Regions from separate parts of the Homo sapiens genome. Here all the other regions are linked to region 1. The links are chromatin contacts, found by Hi-C or POLR2A ChIA-PET in ENCODE. All regions are on one chromosome and are shown on one strand. The core of a region is the stretch at or near the end of the contact, and the rest is flanking DNA. Distances in the headings are between cores, read along the strand shown.

The links. Hi-C counts contacts between places; a loop is a spot of excess contacts on that map. ChIA-PET counts read pairs that join two places held with the same protein, here RNA polymerase II (POLR2A). Pooled maps may share reads with other maps.
Region 2: a map with no recorded cell type shows a loop between it and region 1 (2.5-fold over the local background). The contact joins two enhancer-like sites. A Hi-C loop is called at or near these places in 2 of 37 single-sample maps with no recorded cell type and 1 of 50 pooled maps.
Region 3: POLR2A ChIA-PET joins it to region 1 with 12 read pairs in CD8-positive, alpha-beta memory T cell. The contact joins two enhancer-like sites. POLR2A ChIA-PET finds 5 or more read pairs at or near these places in 2 of 52 experiments (CD8-positive, alpha-beta memory T cell and Caco-2).
Region 4: a map of HepG2 shows a loop between it and region 1 (8-fold over the local background). The contact joins the promoter of FOXN3-AS3 here to the enhancer-like site in region 1. A Hi-C loop is called at or near these places in 2 of 168 maps with a recorded cell type or tissue (HepG2 and mesothelial cell of epicardium) and 2 of 50 pooled maps. POLR2A ChIA-PET finds 5 or more read pairs at or near these places in 3 of 52 experiments (HepG2, WTC11 and activated CD8-positive, alpha-beta T cell).
Region 5: a loop to region 1 is called in a map of Caco-2, with 3 times the contacts of the local background. The contact joins two enhancer-like sites. A Hi-C loop is called at or near these places in 1 of 168 maps with a recorded cell type or tissue (Caco-2), 9 of 37 single-sample maps with no recorded cell type and 5 of 50 pooled maps. POLR2A ChIA-PET finds 5 or more read pairs at or near these places in 1 of 52 experiments (H1).

The regions. Positions count from the first base shown.
Region 1 is chr14:89,039,437-89,042,288 of GRCh38, reverse strand. LOC105370615 (a long non-coding RNA gene) reads right to left here. Exons shown (of 3, transcript XR_944128.3): 1 at 510-2,852. Among named protein-coding and RNA genes, the nearest start is that of TRA-AGC15-1, 62 kb to the right of the region's middle. RefSeq lists enhancers at 783-1,339, 1,391-1,510 and a silencer at 1,811-1,870. Within about 2 kb of position 1,513, at least 31 of the 41 ENCODE cell types and tissues checked have a DNase peak (open chromatin) inside an H3K27ac peak, as active enhancers do.
Region 2 is chr14:89,539,010-89,541,861 of GRCh38, reverse strand. It overlaps a transcript of FOXN3 not described here. Among named protein-coding and RNA genes, the nearest start is that of FOXN3-AS2, 36 kb to the left of the region's middle. Within about 2 kb of position 1,386, at least 2 of the 41 ENCODE cell types and tissues checked have a DNase peak (open chromatin) inside an H3K27ac peak, as active enhancers do.
Region 3 is chr14:89,465,224-89,468,075 of GRCh38, reverse strand. It overlaps a transcript of FOXN3 not described here. Among named protein-coding and RNA genes, the nearest start is that of FOXN3-AS1, 49 kb to the right of the region's middle. RefSeq lists enhancers at 352-1,271, 1,272-2,191. Within about 2 kb of position 1,460, at least 5 of the 41 ENCODE cell types and tissues checked have a DNase peak (open chromatin) inside an H3K27ac peak, as active enhancers do.
Region 4 is chr14:89,348,876-89,351,727 of GRCh38, reverse strand. It overlaps FOXN3-AS3 (FOXN3 antisense RNA 3), which reads right to left and starts at 1,441. Exons shown (of 2, transcript NR_188029.1): 1 at 1,235-1,441. It overlaps FOXN3 (forkhead box N3), which reads left to right. Exons shown (of 6, transcript NM_005197.4): 3 at 920-1,056. RefSeq lists a silencer at 263-312.
Region 5 is chr14:89,329,032-89,331,883 of GRCh38, reverse strand. All of the region lies in intron 3 of FOXN3 (forkhead box N3), which reads left to right. Among named protein-coding and RNA genes, the nearest start is that of FOXN3-AS3, 20 kb to the left of the region's middle. RefSeq lists enhancers at 531-580, 1,520-1,769. Within about 2 kb of position 1,448, at least 6 of the 41 ENCODE cell types and tissues checked have a DNase peak (open chromatin) inside an H3K27ac peak, as active enhancers do.

The sequences.
Region 1 (2,852 bases), core at 264-2,763:
GGGCAATTTCACCTGACTGTCTGTGTTTGCTGAGCCCTGGGTTTTTAGTACTTCCTGTACCTTAGTACTTCCTGTGTCACTGCCCTGGAAGCATAGGTAGGTTCCTCCCCAAGACCATTTGCCTCTCTACTATCCTGGAAGAAGCCTACTAAAGAACTGCAGAAAGAGACACTCCCTTCTGCCCAGCTACAGGGCTCTGTACTCCATAGCATCAACACTGCTGAGGAAAAAGCAGCTCCCAAAACTGTCCGTGTTGCAAATGTGTTTGGTGCGGTAAAAAGTCTGTGGCACTGACGCACTGTGCCATATTAAAGCCTGAAGCCAAAGGAAAAATAAAAATCAGTGATATTGAGCTTCTCTTTATTTCAAATCTGATTTTTTTTTTTACCATGGTTATTTTACATTTATTTTGACTTTTAAAAAATATTGCATTAAACTATTATTTATCCTGGCTACTAAGTTTTTTGGCATTCCCTTAAATTTTGCACCCAAGATTTCATTCTCCTCACCCTAATTCCCAACCTGGTCTGTGAGTTGGTATTTGCAGCTATTCTGTCTGATTGATGATCGTTTTGGAGGGACACTCCCGGCAAAAGTTCAAACTTTATCTGTAGAGGAAAACAAGGTGGTTAGGATTTACCGAAGTAATGAGAAGGAAAGTCACCCTCAACCTCTAAAATACCCCTTTTCCGAGTGACTCTCTTGGCTGCCAATTGCCTTCTCCAAGTGAAAAAGAATAAACTAATTTCATACCTATTCTGTCCAATAAAGCTCATTGTCCTACCTCCACCTCCAGTGGTAACAGACAGGAACAGTTCATTTTCCATTGCTAAGCAACGGCAAAAACAGCGCCCGGCATCTGTGCCCGGCCTCACCGGCTGATAGGGATCACTGTCTAAAGTTCTTGTTTGCATTTTGAAGTCAACAATAATTGCGGTTCTCTATTAGTGTTCATTAAGATGGTTTATGGCTGGACTAACTCCAATCTCCACTCAGCGGTTTGAATGCGTTGTCCTCCCAGGGAAAGAAATATTTGGCAATAAAAACCCTGCGTTTATTTCCTCCCCTCATTTCCCCTTGCTGGGCTGGGAAACGATGGTCACCATCCGCAGTTCCCTGGCCGGGGAGAACAAGGCGCCTGTTGAAGGTTGTGGAAGAGAGGGGTGGAGAGGAAGCCTCTGCCCTCCTGGAGCTGGCTTCCTTCCACTCCATGCTGAAAGTAGGCCAGTGGAGCAGAAGTCTGCTGGGGGAAGTGAGCTCTTGCTGTTCACTGGGGCGGAGAGCACTACCCTATTTTCCCAACGCCAGCCCTCAAGTGTGGAAAGAACCTTCCCAGCCTCTTTCCACGGACTCAGTGCCAGGGAGAAGCACTGCCCTGGGACGTGATCGGCTCCTGCCTCCCTGGCCCGGGACTGGGTCAAACAGTGGCCTCAGTGTGATGGCAGAAAGTTCCAGGCAGCTTGAAAGGGCCGCCCTTGGATGCAATTCCCAGGTGTTGACTCACCCGCGGCGGCTGAAAGGCTGCCAGCCCCGGCCAGCAGCAGGCCGGCACCTTTACGCAACCTCTCCTCATCCCCAGCTCTGAAAATACATCCAGAAAGCAGCCTAAAGCAAGTCATAAGGATGTCGTTCTCCCTTTTAGACCCCATTCCAAGACACCCTTCCACGCTCGGCGCTTTTCAGAGCAAGCGTGGCCTGGCCGTCATGGTCCTCTCCTCGCTGGAGAGAATTTTAGGGCCATCCTGGAAAACAAGCCCGCTGGCGCCCCCTAGTGTGCCCGGGAGCCAACGCCATTCCAATTTGTGTTTCGGGGAGGCCGGGCTAGGTGAGTGGGGTTGGAGAAACGAATCCAAGGGATCAGGGCAGGAAAGTTTAATTCCATGAGGTCTGGGGCAGGTAACAGAAAATCACACTTACAGTCCTGACTCCGTTTATGACTTAAGAAATTGCTGTTCTTAACTTCTCTCTCGTGCTTTCCTCTGACTCAAATCTCTCCTGCCTGGTTGCTGGAGAGCAATAGGATCTTGGTGTCTCTATTACTGAGGGAAACTGAAGACCAAGTAGTCGAAATACCTTAACCTTATTAAGAAGTTATAGAATGACCCTGTCTTGGGGTTGGTATGTGCAGAAGCTTAATCATCGGAAATCAAGAAACTGTAAGTCCAAGATCATTTGCTTTGCTACTGTTGCTAAAACGTCTTCACCCTTCTGTTGAGTACAGAGACACCCTACGGCAATGATTCCCAAGCAACTGGAAGGTTAAGAAGATCTTAACAGCAAATTCCTTGTATCCTGGTAATTCTGTAGTTCTTTCTCTTTCCTTCTTCATTTTCTCTGAATAGCAAGGAAGACAGAGTTCAGGTAAATGTGGGGGAAAAAATCTTTTGTCAGGATAAGCCAGGGCAGGATGGGTGCTGGAGTATGATGGGGGTATCGAGAGCCATGGAAATCTTTAAAAGAATTGGCCACCACCTGCCTAGGATAACTAGGAGGTTTGCCTACATAAAAGCTTGGGCGCTTGACCAAATGGTCACTTGAAGAATCTTCCCAAGTGGCTGGGTGCGGTGGCTCATGGCTGTAATCCTAGCACTTTGGGAGGCCAAGGCGGGCAGATCACCTGAGGTCAGAAGTTCAAGACCAGCCTGACCAATGTGGAGAAACCCCATATCTACTAAAAATACAAAAATTAGCTGGGTGTGGTGGCACACACCTGTAATCCCAGCTACTCAGGAGGCTGAGGCAGGAGAATCGCTTGAACCCAGGAGGCAGAGGTTGCAGTGAGCCGAGATCATGCCACTGTACTCCAGGTTGGGTGACAGCATGAGACTCCGTCTCAAAAAAAAAAAAAAAAA
Region 2 (2,852 bases), core at 137-2,636, 500 kb before region 1:
ACAAGTAAGGAAACCAGAGAAGTGAAAAAGTTTGCTCAAGGATGTACAGCTATGTCCAGAGTGGCAGAGCAGGGAGCAAAATCCCAGCCATAGCACTGTTACGGGAAAGGGGTCCTGATCCAGAGGCCAAGAGGGTTCTTGAATCTCATGCAAGAAAGAATTCAGAGCAAGTCCATAGAGTAAAGCAAAAGCAAGTTTATAAAGAAAGTAAAGGAATAAAAGAATGGCTATTCCATAGACAGAGCAGCTGCGAGGGCTGCTGGCTGCCCATTTTTATAGTTATTTCTTGATGATATGCTAAACAAGGGGGGGATTATTCATGCCTCCCCTTTTTAGACCATATAGGGTAACTTCCTGACATTGCTGTGGCATTTATAAACTGTTGTGGTGCTGGTGGGAGTGTAGCAGTGAGGAGGACCAGAGGTCCCTGTGGTGGCCATCTTGGTTTTGGTGGGTTTTGGCCAGCTTCTTTACCACAAAGTGTTTTATCAGCAAGGTCTTTGTGACCTGTATCTTGTGCTGACCTCCTGTCTCATCCTGTGACTTAGAATGCCTTCACCGTCTGGGAATGCAGCCCGAGTAGATCTCAGCCTTATTTTACTCAGCTCCTATTCAAGATGGAGTTGATGTGGTTCAAACACCTCTTACAGCACCACCCACATGATGTGTTTGAATTGAACCAGGAAGGAAAAGTGCTTGTTTCTGTAGCTCTGGTTCCATTCATATATCCAACAAATATTTGCGAGAGATCTGTCTGGTGAGGTCCTGAGCTTCCAATGACACAATGTACAAATTGAAATCAAAATCGGTAAGAATCTTAGAATTCTTCCAATTCTAACATACTGTGACTCAGCCAGAGATACTCTGACTCAGCCACTTAGTTTATTCATTCATTCATTCATTCAGTTCCTTCATGTTGCAAACACTTATTAGACATTTCCTACTTACTACTGCAAATCTCTGCACAACAAAAGTATTTTTAAGACCCGATCTGAGTCACTTATATCAAGGAACATTCCATATAGATTTTTCTTAGCAGCAGCAGTCTTTGGATGTTTTATCCTAACAAAATTTGATTTTTAAAGGCATATAACTCGTTCATTTTCCTTTTTTTTTTTTTTTTTGAGACATAGTCTCACTGTGTTACCCAGGCTGGAGTGCAGTGTTGCAATCTCGGCTCACTACAGCCTCCGCCTCCCAGTTCAAGCGAGTCTCCTGCCTCAGCCTCCCAAGTAGCTGGGACCACAGGTGCGTGCGACCACGCTCGGCTAAATTTTTTTTTTGTATTTTTAGTAGAGACGACGTTTCACTATGTTGGCCAGGGTGGTCTTGAACTCCTGACCTCGCGATCCGCCCGCCTTGGCTTCCCAGAGTGCTGGGATTACAGGCGTGAGTCACCGTGCCCAGCCTCATTTTCTTTGTAACTGGTTGCTTTAGGTCTCCAGCCAACTTTATATGCGAGATTTTAAAAAAATGCTATCAAACTCTAGTGTAAGGATTTGCTTCAGTTTTAGGTCTATGTTAAGCATGCCTTTTAGAGGACAGTGGTAAACATTGGTTTACTTGGCTAGGTAAAGCATCTGTTTTCAAGGTCTTGATCTAACCACATACCCCACAGTCACTTGTTCCTGGCCTTTGTTGTTATCTCTATTTGCTCAGAAATGTCCACAATCCTAAAGTCTGCTGTAAATTTCACATGGTTATTGCATTACCTTCTACTACCATGCTGCAAACACCAATTTGAAGGAGTGGCGTGAGAAAACAACTAAAAGTATTTATCCTGCTGTTCTTTGCATTTTCTTTGTTCTGTTGCATCGTGATATCTGGCTATCGGATTTCATAGAAAAGTAGAAACAGCCGAGGGCACTGTTTTTGTAATTTCATATTAAACTCATTTCCTTGAAAATCTGGCTTGAGATGAGTGTTCTTCAGACTTCTCTTCCATTTTGGTATGTTTCCTTTTTCTTTTCTCATGCAGCCTATGTCTAGTTTTTCAAGCACATTGAAGTTGAATATATTTTTGTTTTAGTATCAGAAGGCACAGCTGCCGTGGACTAACCCTAACGAGCCTCCCTCTGTCACCCATCAGTGTCTCACGCAGCAGTTCCTGACCATCAAAGTGTGCTCTGTGCTAAGTACTCTGCTGGATGATTTGGCTTGAATTTCTCAATAAATACACCTACTTACCCTAAGAGGCAGTTAATATTATTCCCATTTGACTGATATGGAAACTGAGGCTGAGAAAGTGGAAGCAATTTTTAAGTCAAGTCACACAATGTAAGTGGTGAGCAGGACCCAAGGTTGTGTTTATATGATTTTGAAATTTTGTTATCGACCCTACTTATGAGCCCTGCTTTATTTCTCCATTATAGACATCCCATTTTGTTTTTCTTTTAAACTGAGACAATGGCAAAATAAAAACAGGGGAGTGTTTTATGTATCATTTTCACTGGACCGGTATTTTCTGTGTTTTTCAGAACACTAGCCAGCAAGCTCCTAAAAAACAAACATTAAATTAATTTGGTCAAAACTGCACATTATATCCTTTTCTAGGAGATACTGTTTTATTTTATTTCCTTTTCTCAAATTTCCATTTGACTACATAACCTTTTTATCTTCAAATGCCTTTAAAAGCACAAATTGGGAAAGGTTTCAGTTAAAAGACAAGTGAAGAATTTGGTATTATACAACTAAATTTTTAAAAATAAAAAAAAGAAAAGTGGCCAGGCACGTGGCTCACGCCTGTAATCCCAGCACTTTGGGAGGCCGAGGCAGGTGGATCATGAGGTCAGGAGTTCGAGACCAGCCTGGCCAACGTGGTAAAACCCTATCTCTACTAAAAATACAAAAAT
Region 3 (2,852 bases), core at 211-2,710, 430 kb before region 1:
TAATCAAATTATGTAGATGCATGTATATATGTGCATGCATATATATGCTCATATTTTAATTATTATTTTTGGCAGGATCCACAAGAAAAAAGTAGGAAGGACTGGGGGCTCAGGGCAGGAGGAAAATGCCAGGAGTGCTAGCTCATGCCTGTAATCTCAGCACTTTGGGAGGCTGAGGTGGGAGGAAGGATTGAGGCCAGGAGTTTGAGACCCTCCTGAATAACATAGTGAGACCTAATCTCTACCCAAAAAAAAAAAAAAAAAAAAAAAACAAAGAAAGAAAAGAAAAGGAAGAAGAAGAATTAGCTGGGAGCTTGGTGGGCTTGGTGGCACTTACCTATAGTCTCAGCTATTTGGGAAGCTAAGGAGGGAGGACTGCTGGAGCTTGAGCCCAGGAGTTTGAGACTGCAGCTGGGCAACACAGTGAGACCCCATATGTTTAAAAAAAAAAAAAGCAAGAGGGAACAAAATGTTTTAGCTTTAATTTTCTTCCTTCCTGTGCTGTTTTGCCTTTTTTTTTTTAAAGGGCATGTTTATCACTTAAAAAAAATTTACATTTGGCTAATCCGTTTATGTCGGGGATTAGGTGGACCATTTAAATTTTCTTTTAATTTTTCGGCATTTAAAAAATATGTCATCAGTAATTGTATTTTAAAGTGAAACAGCTGGACATAACTCTCTCCAAGAGCCCCTTCCAGATTAGAAATTTCCCATGTTCCCAGCCCCTTTTCTACAACGTGTAATGAAGCCATGTTTCCTGCCCACAAGGATCTCAGAGTTACAGCAGGTGGTGGATGGCGACACGCACCCCGGGAACAGGCGAAGCTGTGGGATCACACCAGTCTCTGCTGGATGTGGGCTTGTCCTGCCGGGCCAGCCCTCACTTTCTTCCCTAGCAGAGAGCTGTGTCTGAGTCTGGGTGGAGAGCCACCGTGAGAAGGGGGTGTGATGTGCAGCTGCCTGTGCTTGGGAGTCCCGGGCAGGCTCCAGCAGGCTCCGTCCTGGATTGGATCTGAGTTCATGATTATTACCATCGCCCAACAGTGGTAGGTCCCAGCAACGAAAGCTAACGCTGCTTTTGTGTCAGGCGCTGTGATCACGTCTTTATGTGCAGACACTGTAGCTACTGTTTTTCCTCCCCATTCCATAGATGAAGATTCAGATGTTCTCCCTTTCTTCTGCCTTACTTTTTCAGTAATGAAAGCAGTGTGCCCCCACCTTGCCGTAGGCCTGAGGGGATCAGTGTGGTGACTGGAACAGTAATTGAAATGAGAAAACCCTCGAGAGAAATGTAAAACCCAAAGGGAGTGGTACAGGTCCTTGGCCAGCTGCCCCAAGTCCCATGTAATTCTCTGTGCCGTGCTAGAGGGGTGGCTTTAGTTAGGGAGGCCTTGTAGCCTGTGGTCCCTGGTGAGAGTCTGTTCACACCTCCCTTGCAGCACTTCCTGTGTTGTAACTGCTGCTGCGGGTGGTGTGCTTCACTAGGCTGTGGGCTCCTGGTGGGCAAGGTCTTGATTCATCTCTCAAATCCAAATGCCTAGAATGGGCCCTGAATTAGGACTCCAAGCACGTTTCCAACATGGACAGGGTTAGTGCTCTTGGGCAAAACAGTTATCTGAGCAGTCAAGAGGCCTTAGAAAGCAACTGGCACGAAAAACATATTCCCTGCATTTGCCGTCAATTGGAAGAGGATGCAAAAGAGGAGAAATAAGTGGAGCTTCATTTTAGTTTGTGGCAAAGTCATACTTGTCAGCAAAATGGCGGCCCCCGGGAGGTCTGGATGTATTGGTTACTCACATCTCAGTTTGCCTTAAGCGGATCAACTTGAATGCCTTAGACGACCAAGTTGTAATTTCGGAAGGCACAGATACTAATGGAAAAGAGATGAAAAGGAAGAAAATGAAGTGGAAGCTGCAGACTAGAGGCATTCAGTCGTTGCTGGAGGCTGGAATACCAGGAAGTTCCTGGAGGGGCAGCCCTGTGTTTGCTGGCTGACTCCTCCCTACCCACCTGCTCAGTGACGATCACACTGTGACTTATGTGGGGGGCAGCTGGTAGATACTTTGTGTGTGCATGTGCATAAGTGAATAAAGCTAATGAGATGGAGATGGGAATGACCCTGATATTCTGTTCAAATAATCAGCCTGTCTTAAAGGACACTGTTTTATGTAAACCTAAAAACTGGAAACAATGTTTGAATTAATTTTACAATACAATCCAGAGTGATGTCCTAGCTTACTGCATCTAGAAAGCTCTTGAGTTGAGATTTAAATGGAAAATTCCAAGTGTCTTCTCCCTCAGTCAATGATTAAGAACAAATCTTCATCAATTGGAGAGGATGTAACATAGCCTCTCAGTACCTGAAATGATAAATAGCTCAAGTTGGAGGTATTAGATCACACCTCACATTCTTTGCAACTCTGAACCCTGTGAGTTTCAGGGAGTCTCTTTTGAGTGCAGACAGTGGTACAAAACATAACCTTGTGGGACCCCCTTGAAAAGTTCTTCTGGATTGTATTAGTCCGTTCTCATGCTGCTAATAAAGACATACTCAAGCTAGGCGCGGTGGCTCACGCCTGTAATCCCAGCACTTTGGGAGGAGGGTGGATCACGAGGTCAAGAGATTGAGACCATCCTACCCAATGTGTTGAAAACCCGTCTCTACTAAAAATACAAAAATTAGCTGGGAGTGGTGGCGGGTGCCTGTAGTCCCAGCTACTTGGGAGGCTGAGGCAGGAGAATCGCTTGAACCTGGGAGGCGGAGGTTGCAGTGAGCCAAGATCGTGCGACTGCACTCCAGCCTGGCAACAGAGCAAGACTCTGTCTTCAAAACAAAACAAAACAAAAAAAAA
Region 4 (2,852 bases), core at 192-2,691, 310 kb before region 1:
CAAATCAGTAAATATTTACAAATGACCTTATCAAACAGTTTGGGTACATTCGGTCACTTGAAAGTGTGCGGCCAGAGGAACGATTGCCCGTCGGCCTGCTGCCAGTTCCGGGGGGCCTCAAAGGAAGGACTTACATTTTTAAAAATAGGCTGTCCATAGACCAAACGCTTCACAGGAAGTGGGCCTCACAGGAAGCCTCCCTCTCTCCACAGAACGGTTTTAGAAAATTTGCATTTTAAAGTTTGACTTCTAAAGATTCAACTCTTAATGGCTGGAGTCGATTGCTGGGAACTGAGGAATCCAAAAAATAAATAGTGGATTCTGAGTTGGGCTTTACCATTGCTGCCTGAGTTCTTTTGTTGCTTAGGGAAGGTAATTACAGAATTCTATTCCAAGAGTAAATGTCATTCTTTTGTGAGTAAGCTGGAAAGAAACAAGGGGATTACTTTTCTGTTTTTATAAAATGATCCCGATGTCATATGGTTTTAAAACATAACTAAATTTCTGGAGCAGAGATGGACTTTTGGGGGTGTCTCGGCCCTCTTTTTTTTTTCCCCAAACTTTAGAAATCTGACACAGTTAAATTCATTTTTAGAAGAGAATGCACGTGTTCTTCAATGTTGACGCTGAAAAACAATGAGATTCTCATTTTATTGGTAGTTTGGGTATGAAAATTGTAATATTGTTGTATCACCATAACCTGGTAATAATATGTTCATTTTGCCTATCAAACATAATACAAGTAAGATTGAAGTGCATTTTATGGAGTTCTACTGTCAGTATAATATTTAAGGCTGGCAAACAGTCAACAAATGAGAAGCTTTTAAAAATAAAGAAGTGATAATAGCTATACATCTACTTATTGCAAAGTACTTAATAATTCTCTATTAATGCCTTTGTATTTTAATTTTCTTTGCAGAGTATTGGGAAAGGGTCGTTGTGGTGCATAGACCCAGAGTATAGACAAAATCTAATTCAGGCTTTGAAAAAGACACCTTATCACCCACACCCACACGTGTTCAATACACCTCCCACCTGTCCTCAGGCATATCAAAGGTAAGCAATTCAGACTTCTTTTTTTTGGTCTACTGAAATGGCATTATTTTGGCAGAGACCTGCGCGGAAATTAATTTAATAGGCCGTACGAGATTTTAAAAATAACTGCAGGTAAATGAGAAAGAAATTAAGTATTATTAGGAGGCATATCCACTGTTGTATTTCCTACAAACCTTACCGCTGCTGCAGCGTCAGAGGAATGTGCTTCCAGAAGGCTTCATGGTGGGTGAAATCATGTCTTCCTGGGTAGAAACATTTACAAAGAAAAGTCGACAGCTTTCACATCTCGGTGTGTGTCATGTTTTGTTGGGATAAAAGTACAGGAACGAGTCAAGCAGGCAACTCCATCATCCCCTCATCTGGCCGGTCTCTGCAGACATTCAGTGGAGGCTCACTCAGTTGTCCCCACTGTTGTCTTTCGCAGTCTCCATGTAGACGGTGCTCCCAGGTGACCATTTTGTTGTGGTTACTTGGTCTTTGCTTCTTCAAGGAGAACAGTAGAAACAATAGAGACATTTTATCCTCCTCACATGCCCATTTGTTTGAGACAGTAAGGTCATGGGTACCATTTTTACAAATATATCATTGGAAGGGAGGGTAAGTAGCCTGTCACTTTTTTAAAAAGTGTCTTAATGTTAGATTCCAAAAGAGAGCCAAATAATCAGAACCAAATTTTTAAGATCAATTTTTATGAATACATAGTACTTGAATTTGAAGTGCATTCCTCAGTTCTACAAAAAAATATTTAAAAATGTATAGAAATGTTTCTATCGTAACCACCTAGTTAAGAGGAATTATCCTTGGACTGCAAGTTGAGGTTAATTAGGGATGGCATGATGTCATAGACTTCAGGAATTTTACAGTCCACTTCTTTGCAGATTCTTTTCCTAGTCTGCTGTTTGTTCTGCAGGAGGGAGCACAAAGTGATCTTCTGAAATAGCATTAATGAAGTTCTTCTGCATCTCAGTTGAGAAGCATTCCATCACAGGCCCTAGACAATCAGTCTTCAGCAAGAGACAGGGAGGAACAGCTGGGCTCTCTGAGAAGACTGCTGTATGTCTGCCTTTGCTAGGCGATTAGCGTGATGGTACCCATAGCAACTGGAGCGTCTCCATAGTAACGCGTAGCCGAGACAGGTGCAGTTGCATCACAAGGCTGTTTGTTGCCTGGCAAAAGGACAGGCCATTAGTACTTAGATATACACTGTTGCCTTAGAAACAAATAACCTTACATAGCAACTACAGTTGATTTGAAAGGTTTGGTGTGTGGGGGGGAAGGTTGTAGCAGCTTTTGTCTGTGTTCATAAAAATCAGTGGAAGCATACTTTATTCGAAATGACAACTTGAGGTCATATAGCTGTAGGAGAGAAAGTGGGATTTTCCAAAGCAGCCCAGCCAACATAGTAGACATGTCCAGAAGGACAGAGCCATATGCTTGGTTTTCTCCTTGTGGCCATAGCCACTCCCCAAATGGAAGAGAACCAGGATTGGAGTGGAGAATTGCCGATGTACAAGGTTGGTGAAGGAGGACGTGACACTAATTATTGAAATATTTCCCAGATTCTCATGTTTCTTTGTCATTCTACCCCCACCCCCCGACTCTCCAAGCTGCATGGAATACCCTTCTCTGGGTTTTCCACTCTGCACCTCAGAAGTATTTCATCTCCCTTTGCTTCTAGGAAGTTAAGAACATGAGTGTTACTCACTGGGTCATGTCATTGGTTCCTTTAGACCAGTATTTTGTTGCCAAATGTGACCCCGAGGGAAACACAGTAATTATTTAATAATTCGAAGGAT
Region 5 (2,852 bases), core at 199-2,698, 290 kb before region 1:
AAGATTACCACTCCGTAATGGGTTATGAAATCAATGTAGGGGTTACAACTATCTTTTTGTTTTACAAAAAATAATACAGTAGAATAAGAAATACCAGAGTGCATTGCACAGAGGAGGCTATTATTTTGTGAAACCTTTGTTTCAGTTATGTATGGTATATTTGTGTGAACTCAGTCAGAATGAAGCCTATTTGTTACTATAAATGGTGGCCAAAAATACGCTGGAGAAGACTGGTCTGATTCAGTTCCTCAATTTTACAACTGAAAACACAGAGGAGACCCATGTGGTCCTAAGATCACACGGGGAGTTAGTAACAGATTGAGTCTGAGTCTGTTCTTCATCCTCAGTCCCCTTCACCACTGCTTTTGCTAAATCCATAGACCATCCTGTTTAAAAAGCAACACTCAGGGAAACAACGCAAACGTCCATCAGCAGGTGGTGGATGAACAAAACGTGTCTTGTACAGACAATGGAATATTACTCAGCCTTGGAAAAGAATGAAATTCTGACACAGGCCACAACATAGATGAACTTTGAACATTATGCAGAGTGAAAAAAGCCAGATACAAAAGGACAAATATCATATGATTCCACTTATATGAAGTTTTCCTAGAATAGACAAATAACATAGAGACAGAAAGTGGATTAGTGGTTACCAGGGCCTGGGGGAAGGTGGGAATGGGGAGTTAGTATTTAATGTGTACAGAGTTTGGGATGATGAAGAAGTTCTGGAAATAAATAGTAGGGATGGTTGCACAACAGTGTGAATACACCAAATGCCACTGAACTGTATGTACACCTAAAAAATTGTTTAAGTGGCAAATTTCATATTTTGTGTATTTTATCACACATTCCAAAATGAATCTAGGCGCAAAAGAAGAAGAGGAAACAGAACAACGTAGCATTTCTTGTAGACAGACCTCATTTCACATTCCAGCAGCCGTTTATTCCTTCAGCCTACCCCTTGGTGGGCCCAGGTCCTGAGGATTCTGAGGCAAACAGGACAGGCTCCCTGGCCTTAGGAATCCATGGAACCGACTGTGGCCAAGTGTGGCCTTGATTCTGGAATCCCTGGCAGGTGATGACTGCTGGCATTTCCACAGGTGATGCATTTTACAGCAGCGAGTGATGCTTAGCCAATGACCTTTCATGTGCTAATAGCTCTGATTTTTCCAATTGCAGCATTTGGATAAACCCACAATTTGCTTTTGGAATGCCAAGGAAAAACATCGTTTATGGTTTTTCTTTTGGTCTCACCCCTTTCATCAGTTGGTCTTTAGCCTTAACCCATAAACAAATAGCCTTTTCTCTCTTTACTCTTCCCTCTTTCTTTGCAAGACCTCCAGGCTCCCTGCAAATGGCAATTCAAGCGACATGCTCCTACCCACAAGTTACAGTGATTCACGCTGGCTCCATTCTGTACTCTTGCTTCACATGTTTGGATATGAGAGTCAGAAGACTCGGGGTGAGCCAGAAATGAGGTCAGGGGCAGCTGGGTAGCAGAAGCGGGATGTCTGTTTCTTTCTTGTAGCTGACTTAAGATTTTTGATACTCCCAGTGCAGGGCAATTTCTGCCCGTACAAGCTGTGGCAGATAGGAGTCTACCGCTGGCTCTATTTGAGGGCATTGGAGATTTCTTACTACCTGGCAGGCACCCCTGTGCTTCTAGCCCCTCCACTGTTATTGACAAACAGGTTTGTGCTTCCAGCCACCCTGTCAGAATCTCTGCAGCCCTCAAGTCAGCAGCAGCATTAAAGGAAACCTGGAGGATGTCTCTCTAACTCCACCAGTGAAAATAGTTAACTGGGCTTACTGGGAGCTAAGAAAATAGTTTATTTTTATGTTACATTGAACTTTACCACAAATGGCGGGGGAGCAGGGATGGCTGGCACACATCATGATAATGATCTTGAAACCGTTAGCATAGTCTGTGAGTTTTAGGTCCACCCAGGGTTTTTCCGCCTTGGTACTATTGACATTTGGGGCCAGATAATTCTTTTTTTTTTTTTTTTTTTTTTTTTTTTTTTTGAGACTGAGTCTCGCTCTGTCGCCCAGGCTGGAGTGCAGTGGCACGATCTCGGCTCACTGCAAGCTCCGCCTCCCGGGTTCACAGCATTCTCCTGCCTCATCCTCCCTAGTAGCTGGGACAGGTGCCCGCCACCACACCCGGCTAATTTGTTTTGTATTTTTAGTAGAGACAGGGTTTCACCATGTTAGGCAGGATGGTCTCGAACTCCTGACCTTGTGATCCGCCCGCCTCGGCCTCCCAAAGTGCTGGGATTACAGGCTTGAGCCACCGCGTCCGGCAGGGGCCAGAGAATTGTTTATTGTGAGAGGCTGTCCTGTGCCTTGTAGGATGTCTGGAAACATCCTTGGCCTCTACCCACCAGGTACCAGTAGCACCCCCACCCACCACCAAGTTGTGGTGATGGAAAACGTCTGCAGATATTGCCAGATGTTCCCTGGGGAGCAAAACCAACCCCAGTTGAGGACCACTGGCACACCCCAAATCCCTTCTGCTATGTTCCGAGTTTTAAATGTTGAGGACTTTTTCCATGGATATTCTGGAAATAATAATGAAAAAGAGCTTGGGGTTTTGGTTTGATTCCTGCTTTATTAGTATTAAAGGGTGTGTAAGCATCACAGCCTGGGAAAAATTAACACCTACTATCTATGTCAGAATGAATCTGTTACCCATGTACTAGGCTTGGTTCCGTGAGGGGTGCTATATCTTGGGCAACATGATTTCTGGTGTGGTCCAGCTGCCGAAGAATTGCACAGTGGTGAGGGTCGGTGGCCTCTCTTATATCATCTACTTTGCTGTATTTCCCAGATGGCAGGCCGAGGCCTTG